Regions from separate parts of the Homo sapiens genome. Here region 2 is linked to region 1. A link is an interaction called in ENCODE POLR2A ChIA-PET data of the cell type or tissue named here. Cell type or tissue: B cell. All regions are shown on one strand. Links, peaks and the distances in the headings refer to the core of each region. The heading gives the core; the rest is flanking DNA.

Region 1 (4,366 bases), core at 995-3,494:
TCAGTGGCGCAATCTCGGCTCCCTGCAACCTCCACCTCCTGGGTTCAAGAGATTCTCCTGCCTCAGCGTGCTGAGTAGCTGGGATTACAGGCACGCTTCATCATGCCCGGCTAATTTTTTTGTATTTTTAGTGGAGATGGGGGTTTCGCCATGTTGGTCAGGCTGGTCTCGAACTCCTGACCCCGTGATTCGCCCACCTCTGCCTCCCAAAGTGCTGGGATTACAGGTGTGAGCCACCGCACCCAGCTGAATCTCAGCTTTAAAGGGGAACTTGGAAGCGTGTGGCCACTGAACTCTGAAGAGCCTTCCATTTCCTGTTTGCAAATGAAGCCCCAGGATCCAGATGTACTGCTTGTGTCTTAGACCATGAAAGCCTTAGCAAGACTGATCTCCAGAACAGTCACGACTGCGGGAGAAAGCCAAGCTCATTTGCAATAGCAGCGTCCACCAGAGCACTTTGCAGAGCCTGAATGCTGTGGAAACTCTGGGTCTCGTTCCTGTCACTCACTCAGAAAGAGCCAGAGTGAAAAGATGTGAACTGTGCGTCCTGCATGTGGAAATTGCCTTTCAGCAGAGTCCCTGCCCGTGGAGTAACTCGGCTTTCAGGGCTAGATCTTGACAGGCGCCACACTGGTTGTATTTGGAGTTGGCTCTTCCTTTAAGTAGCTGCGGGTCCCCAACCGTGGAGGGCTGGCAGTCTTGTCTCCCCGTAGGTGGCTTAGGTGACAATGATGACGGTGCAGACCCATCGACTTGGGGAAAGGCTTGAAAAGAACTTTCACTTAGTAGCTACTCAGCAGGGCCTTGGTCATCGTGCTGCAGCCTGGGAACAGTCATTTCCAGGCTTAGGTGTAGAAGTTTGTTCTCTTCGGGGGCCCCTGGGAGCCCACTGGCTTCCAGTTGATATTGACACAGGTGCTGTCAGGTTTCCAGCCCTGTTTCCCAGCAGTCTGGGCTGTTGTTTGTGTGGCTTCAGGACAGAAACATGAGAGATATCCCAGGTCCAGGCCATGACTCGCGTGGCTTCAGGAGTCCTTTGAGCTTTCGGCTCCCTGGAGTCCTTTGAGAGGCCATCGTCTGAAAGCCTCACAGGGTTTCCCACACACAGAGGCCCTGGTGATATTCTTTCTTTCTTTCTTTTCTTTCTTTTTTTTTTTTTTTGTGACAGAGTTTCAGAGTTTCGCTCTTTACCCACGCTGGAGTGCAATGACACAATCTCGACTCACCGCATCCTCTGCCTCCCCAGTTCAAGCGATTCTCCTCCCTCAGCCTCCTGAGTAACTGGGATTACAGGCATGCACCAGCGCGCCCGACTAATTTTGTATTTTTAGTAGAGACGGGGTTTCTCCATATTGGTCAGGCTGGTCTTGAACTCCCGACCTCACGTGATCTGCCTGCCTCGGCCTCCCAAAGTACTGGGATTACAGGCATGAGCCACTGCACCTGGCCATCTTTTTTTTTTTTTTTTTTGAGACAGAGTCTCGCTGTGTTGCCCAGGCTGGAGTGCAATGGCACGATCTTGGCTCGCTGCATCCTCTGCCTCCCGGGTTCAAGTGATTCTCCTGCCTCAGCCTCCTGAGTAGCTGGGATTACAGGTGCCTGCCACCACTATCAGCTAATTTTTGTATTTTTAGTAGAGATGGGATTTCACCATGTTGGTCAGGCTGGTTTCGAAATCCCCTGACCTCATGATCTGCCCACCTCGGCCTCCCAAAGTTCTTTTTTTTTTTTTTTTTACTTTAATTGAATTATTTTTTAATTTTGAGACACCATTTCACTGTCACCCAGGCTAGAGTACAATGGCGTGATCTCAGCTCACTGCAGCCTCCGCCTCTGAGGTTCAAGTCATTCTCCTGCCTCAGCCTCCCAAGTAGCTGCTATTACAGGCATGTGCCACCACACCCAGCTAATTTTTGTATTTTTAGTAGAGACAGGTTTTCACCATGTTGGCCAGGCTGGTCTCGAACCCCTGACCTCAAGTGATCCCCCACCTCAGCCTCCCAAAGTGTTGAGATTACAGGCGTTAGCCACTGTGCCTGGCCTTTTTTACATTTTTAAAACAGAGACAGGGTTTCACCATGTTGTCCAGGCTGGACTCAAGTGATCCTCCTGCCTTGGCCTCCCAAAGTTTTGGGATTACAGGTGTGACCCACCACGCCTGGCCAGTATTCTCTGTTGCTTAGTTTTTCTAGTTTGACTGTTTTGAAGTATCTTTTTCCCCCCCCAATTTTATCACAAAGCCTGCCAGCTACTGACAAGTAGGGAGTGGCCCATAGGTGGTAAGGAAGGTGAATAAGAGAGTCCCAGCCTCGGGCAGCCTTTGGCGCAGGGTGTCTTCAGCTTTGGGGGCCAGACTGTTCTTTATGGCGAGGTGCCGTCCTGCACACTGAAGGGTATTTGAGCAGCCTCCCTGGCCTCCACCCACCAGATGCTTCTAGATGTGATAACCTAAAGTGTCTCCCGTGTTGCCGAGTGTCCCCTGGGTGGCAGAGTTGCTCAGGTTGAGAACACGAGTCTAAAGGGGAAGACAGACACAGGCCGTGGTGTGTGGCCAGTGACGACCTGGGGAATTTGGAGGAAGGAACAGCTTCTTACTGGAGCCTTGCCTTGGCCTCCTGAGTCAGCATCATTTACTGTCTGGTAATTCAGGCCTTGGTTGTAATGTCAGCTCCACAGAGAGCCCCCTAGTCCCTACCCTGTGTCATTCTTACACCACCCTGGGTTATGTATTTCAAAACGGCTAGGAAAAGAAGTTCAGAATGCATTGTTTCTTATTGGTTTTCCTTCCTTGGTTGACGGTGAGTCCTTAAGATGAGGTGGGCCCTGCACTGTCTTGTTCATGACTGTATCCACCTTCTGGAACGTCGCCAGGGAGCAGTGCATGGTGCAGGAATGAGAAACTGGATGCTGGTGGGAACATGGCCGCTCTCAGCTAGCGGGTCCTCTTCAGGGCAGACCCTGCCTCGTGGAAGATGACAGCTGGCTTGGACAGAGACAGAGATAACCCCTTAACGTGCAGCTCCTAACTTAAGCAGCCCCTCGACATTCAAAGGGAGCCCCCTGGCTGTTCTCTGGGGGAAGTCCCGCTAGTTGTCAACAAGTCGATTCTTGTGTTTGTATCTTCTTGGCTCATGGAGCAGGCGGTGACCCCTTCTCCGAGCCAGGCCCTGGGGTTTATTCAGAGGCCCTGCTTTCAGGGTTCCTGCACAGTCAAGGTGGGGGGTCCGATGAGAAACAGATGGGCAGATGCGGGTGGCGCATGGGAGAGGGCAGAGAGAGGATGGAGCAGGCCAGGGAAGGGTGGGAGGAGGTTGCTGTGGGCAGGACCTGTTTCATGAGGGACTGTTCCTGGTGGGGAGTGATGGCCTGAGGTGAGAGTGAGTGGGTGTGCTTGAGGAACAGCCAAGGAGAACGGCAGGGTCAGGAGCTGAAGGAGAGAAGGGGGAGAGGGAGCCAGGAGCGTGAGAACCACTGGATGGTTCTGGGAGGCGGTTCTGCTGCTGTGCTGAGAATGAGGGGTCAGGAGGCCCCTGGGAGACCAGGGAGGGGCCCCAAGTGATGGAGGCGGGGTAGACAGTGATGGAAACAGAGTGGATGGTGACAAGGACCAGAGAGGGTCCCAAGTGATGGGAACAGAGAGGATGGTGACAAGGACCAGAGACAATTCCCAAGTGATGAGGACAGAATGGATGGTAACAAGGAGTAGGGAAGGCCTCCCGAGTGATGGGGACAGAGGTGGACAGCAATGGCGACAGAGTGGATGGTGACAAGGACCAGAGACAGTCCCCAAGTGATGGGGACTGAGTAGACAGTGATGAGGACAGAGTGGATGGTAACAAGGACTGGAGAGGGATCCCCCGAGTGATGGGGACGGAGTGGACAGTGATAAGGACCAGAGAAGTGCCCTGAGTGATGGGGACAGAGTGACTGGTGACAAGGACCAGAGGGGGTTCCCATGTGATGGGGGCAGAGTGGATGATGATGTAGATCAGGAGCGGGGGTGTCAGTGAGAGTGAGAAGTCTGGGCTGATCTCAGGATGCCTGATTCTCTGGGTAAAAGTGTGGGCCCCTGCTGAGGTGCATAAGGCCAGGGCAGTTGGGGGGCTGCTATGTGTCTGTGCGGTGCCTGCCATTTGAGGCTCTGTTAATCAGTACCCAGGCGGGGCTGTGTGTGGATGCTCAGATGGACGTGTCGGCCACGCAGGATGGTTGTCATGGTGTGGGAGGCAGTTCGAACTCTGCCTGATGAGGCCACCCAGGGCACGGGGAGAGAGGAGGTGCCGGAAGAAAAAGAAAACTGGGCTTGTGCTGGGTGGTTTAGAGCAGCACAGTCGGCAAATGGTAGCTTGGAGACCAAAGCCAGCCT
Region 2 (4,366 bases), core at 867-3,366, 260 kb after region 1:
AAGGAAAAGGCCCTGAATTGAGATTGGCATTTTTTCAGAGTGCAGAAAGCATATACTGGCCTGGTTTTACATAGCCATTTCTTTTTGCACCGCTCCGTTTTTTTAAAAGGAGTGATCATTTTTATTGTAGTGAAATGCACATAACGTGTAATTTATCATGAGTAACATTCAGTGCATTCACAGTGTTGTGCCAACACCAGCTCTATCTGATTCCAGAACACTTTCATTCCCCAAAAGGAAACCCCGTCCCCATTAGCCATCACTCCCCACTCCTCATCCCCTAGCTCCTGACAACGACTCATCACTTTCTGTGTCTGTGGATTTGTCTGTTCTGGCATTCTGGACATTTCTATAAATGGAGTCACACCCCATATGGTCTTTCGTGTCTGACTTCTCTCACTCAGCATCATGTTTTTTAGTTTCATCCACGTTATAGCATGAATCGGTGCTTCCTTCCTTTTTTTTTTTTTTTTTTTTTTTTTTTTTTTTTTTTTTTTTTTGAGATAAGGTCTGGCCCTGTTGGCCAAGTTGGAGTGCAGTGGCACAATCTTGGTTCACTGCAGCCTCTGCCTCCCAGGCCCAAGCCATCTTCCCACCTCAGCCTCCTGAGTAGCTGGGATTACAGGCACACACCACCACACCTGGCTAATTTTTGTGTTGTTTTTTTTCTGTAGAGACGAGGTTTCGCCATGTTCCCGAGGCTGGTCTTGAACTCATGAGCTCAAGCGGTCTGCCGGCCTTGGCCTCGCAAAGTGCTGAGATTAGAGGCGTGAGCCGCCTCACTCAGCCTTCATTCCTTTTTATGGCCAAATAATATTCTGTTGGATGAATGGGCCACGTTGTGTTTTTCCATTTATCCGTTGACAGGCACTTTGTTACCACTTTTTGGCATTTCTTCGAGGATCTTTATAGTCTGACAGTTTGATTTTCATTTGGTGACAAGGGGATTGTTCTTACACAAGGCCTTGGTCGTACTGATGCTGTCAGCTGGAGGATGTATTTTGCTTCCTGTTCACATTGTCTGTGCGTGGGATGGTCATGAGTCAGGTGGTAGAGCGGGTGTGTTAGCCTTGGGGTATTTTGGTGAGACAATTCGGTTTAAGGAAGGAAACACGTTTTCAGGACCCGTACCCCAAAACACAACCATAACCCGAGGTCGCCACTTGGCTGAGCTGTCCCCCACAGGGACTTCAGGTCCCTGGTTCCTCCATCCCCAATCTGCTTCCTTCCATTCCCGCCAGAACCAGGGTATTTTCCAAGGGCAGGTTTCACATCCACTTGGGGCAGGGATCTTAAGCCACAGTAAGACTAATTTCCAGGTCCCAGGTCTCCTGGGAAACCCCAAAAGACTGAGCCCTGCCGAGTGAGAACATTCTCTGAAGCTCTGATAATCAAAACAGCGTGGCACCTCACAAGCCTCAGCAGCCCAGAGGCGGACCACATGTATAAAATAACGCCATGTGTAGTATTTAACAAAGGAGGCTCCCCAATCCAGGGAGGGAAGGATTCTTTCACAAAAGGCATGAAAACAGTTGCTTCCATGTTTGGAAGCAGTTTTGTTTTGTTTTTTGTTTGTTTTTTTGATACATGGTCTTGCTCTGTGGCCCAGGCTGGAGTGCAGTGGCATGATCACAGCTCACTGCAGCCTTGGCCTCATGGGCTCAGGCAATCCCCCTGCCTCGGCCTCCCGAGTAGCTGGGATTATAGATGTGCACCACCACGCCCAGCTAATTTTTTAATTTTTTATAGAGATGGCGTCTTGTGGCCAGGCACAGTGGCTCACACCTGTAATCCCAGCACTTTGGGAGGCCGAGGTAGGAGGGTCACTTGAGGTCAGGAGTTTGAGACCAGCCTGGCCAACATGGTGAAACCCCATCTCTACTAAAAATACAAAAATTAGCTGGGTATGGTAGTGTTCAGGCCCAGGTATAGGGGGTCAGCCCAGAGCTGTGGGTGAAAGGACAGGCCCATGGTCCCACCTGTGGGAGCAGGAGAGGACCAGGCCGATGAGCCTTGCAGGGGGCACGCCAGCTTGTGGTCCCAGCTAGTTTCTGCTCCCACCACCCCCATCCCACTCCCAGGGAGGGATGTCCCTTCTAGGGCTACCCCCTTCCCTGCAGCCCTGGCTGCTCAGCAGCCGCCTTGAGCAAGCCCTTATCCACTTCCTCCTGGCCTGGGGGCGGGGCACGCATCTGCCAGTCCTGTGACCGTCCCCTTCAGCCCCATCTCTGAGAGTGGGGTTTCCTGAGAGTCTGCCCTTCTGCCCCGCACACCAGGGGCCCAGAGCTGCAGAAGCCCCCACAGGCTTTGTTCCCAGCAGGGCTCAGAGGGCTCCTGGTGCTCCATCAGCAGTCCCTGGAGGACACGGAGCAGTCTCAAGTGCAGCCGTCCATGTGGCCTTCAGCCCTTGTGATTCCATGAGCTAGCATCAGCCGTCCCCTCAGTGGGTGGCAGAGGCTGCCGGGAGCAGAAGAAAGAGCCCATCCTTGGGTTCTCCTGGCTTCTCGCTCAGAGCTGCTCTCTGCTGTGAAGGAGGAAGTAGGCATATCCCAGTGAGTTTTGCGTCGCCTACATCCAGGCAGCTCAGCCATAAGTCAGCCCAAAGCCCGCCAGCTGGGAGCTGCACTGAGCCCCTGGTCACAAAAGTGAACGTCACAGGACGGGCCAACTCTGCCCAGGCCTCGCTGTGTGCACATACACAGGTGTACGCATGTATGTAGGCATGAACATGTGGGTGGACATGTGCATGCAAGTGTTTTGTGTACAAGCATATACGTGTGGCTGGGCACATGTGTGTGCATGAGTGTTCATATGGAAGTATATGCTGGGCGAGGCGGCTGGATCACTTGAGGCTAGAAGTTGGAGACCAGCCTGGCCAACATGGCAAAGCCCTGTCTCTATTAAAAGTACAAAAATTAGCCAGACGTGGTGATGCACGCCTATATCCCAGCTACATGGGAGGCTGAAGCACGAGAATCTCTTGAACCCAGTAGGCAGAGGTTGCAGTGAGCTGAGATCGCACCGCTGCATTCCAGCCTGGGTGACAGAGCAAGGCTCCGTCAAAAAAAAAAAAAAAAAAAAAGCGCTTGCACATATGTTTTTTCATACCTGTGTCCTTGTATGCATGTGCATGCATGTGAGTGTGTATACAAGCATATGACTATGTGTACAAGCATGTGTGTGCATAGTGTGTCCATGTGTGTGCTGTGTTTATATGAGCATGGGTGTGTCCTATGTTGTGTTCACAGAGGTGTGTTCATGTTTGTATACTGTATGCACAGAAGTGTGTGTATTCACATGTGTTTCCTCTGTGTACATGCAAGCACATGGAAGTACATATGCCAGTGCACACACACATTCATGCATGTGTGATTAAGACATGTATCTTGGCCAGGCACTGTGGCTCACACCTGTAATCCTGGCACTTTGGGAGGCTGAGGTGGGCGGATCACCTGAGGTCAGGAGTTGGAGACCAGCCTGACCAACATGGTGAAACCCTGTCTCAACCAAAAATACAAAAAATTAGCTGGGCGTGGTGGTGCACGCCTGTAATCCCAACTACTTGGGAGGCTGAGGCAGGAAAATGGCTTGAACCTGGAGGCAGAGGTGCAGTGAGCCAAGATCGTGCCACTGCACTCCAGCCTGGGCAACAAGAGTGAAACTCCCATTTCAAAAAAAAAAAAAGAAAAAGACATATATCTTCGGTTTGGGCTCCTGTATTCCTTACCTGGATTAGAAGTGCGTAAACCTCTGTCCATCTTCCTTGGCCCTGTGGAGCTGCCTGGGAACATTCCATGATTAACTCTCGTGGCGTCCTGGGACGACCAGGTGAGCGATACCATGTGGCACCTGGGAACCTGACGTACCTTTAGATTTCCGACCATCTCCCTGCTGTGGTGTCTGAGGAACTGTGCCTGGGCTCAAGGGCTGAACTTTTGAATACAGAGTAAGAAGTTTTAGAAAGATAAACTCCTGGGGAAATGGGATCTTTTAAATCCATGTAATTTTTAAAGCAGTTTTTTTGCGGGGGGTGGGGGGGGGGGTGGTTTGAGATAGGTTCTTGCCCTGTGGCCCAGGCTGCGGTGCAGTAGTGCAGTCACTGCTCACTGCAGCCTCCACCCGCTGGGCTCAAGTAGTCCTGCCACCTCAGCCTCCCAAGTAGCTGGGACTAAAGGTGTGTGCCACTATGCCCAGCTAATTTATTTATTTATTTATTTATTTATTTATTTATTTACTTTGTAGAGTTACCTAGTTGTGTGGCCCAGGCTGGTGTCAAATTCCTTGGCTCAAGCAATCTGCCCTCCTCAGCCTCCCAAAGTGCTAGGATTGTAGGCATGAGCCACTGCAGCTGGCTTTGTTGTTGTTG

The links. ChIA-PET counts read pairs that join two places held together with the same protein. Peaks named below come from ENCODE experiments on the same cell type or tissue, not always from the same donor. Only the 100,000 strongest peaks of a DNase experiment are listed, where the experiment ranks them.
Region 2: POLR2A ChIA-PET joins it to region 1 with 6 read pairs; 1 of 35 experiments calls an interaction of 5 or more read pairs at or near these places.

The regions. Positions count from the first base shown.
Region 1 is chr19:16,833,777-16,838,142 of GRCh38, forward strand. The region is part of intron 3 of SIN3B (SIN3 transcription regulator family member B); the gene reads left to right. Among named protein-coding and RNA genes, the nearest start is that of SIN3B, 6.6 kb to the left of the region's middle. RefSeq lists enhancers at 485-574, 2,874-3,375. In B cell, for the core only: no CTCF peak of the experiment used is centred there; a DNase peak (open chromatin) is centred at 2,525; H3K27ac peaks cover 927 bases.
Region 2 is chr19:17,089,662-17,094,027 of GRCh38, forward strand. All of the region lies in intron 1 of MYO9B (myosin IXB), which reads left to right. It overlaps SNORA118 (small nucleolar RNA, H/ACA box 118), which reads left to right and starts at 2,574; the gene lies at 2,574-2,704. In B cell, for the core only: no CTCF peak of the experiment used is centred there; DNase peaks (open chromatin) are centred at 1,040 and 2,180; H3K4me3 peaks cover 341 bases; H3K27ac peaks cover 1,695 bases.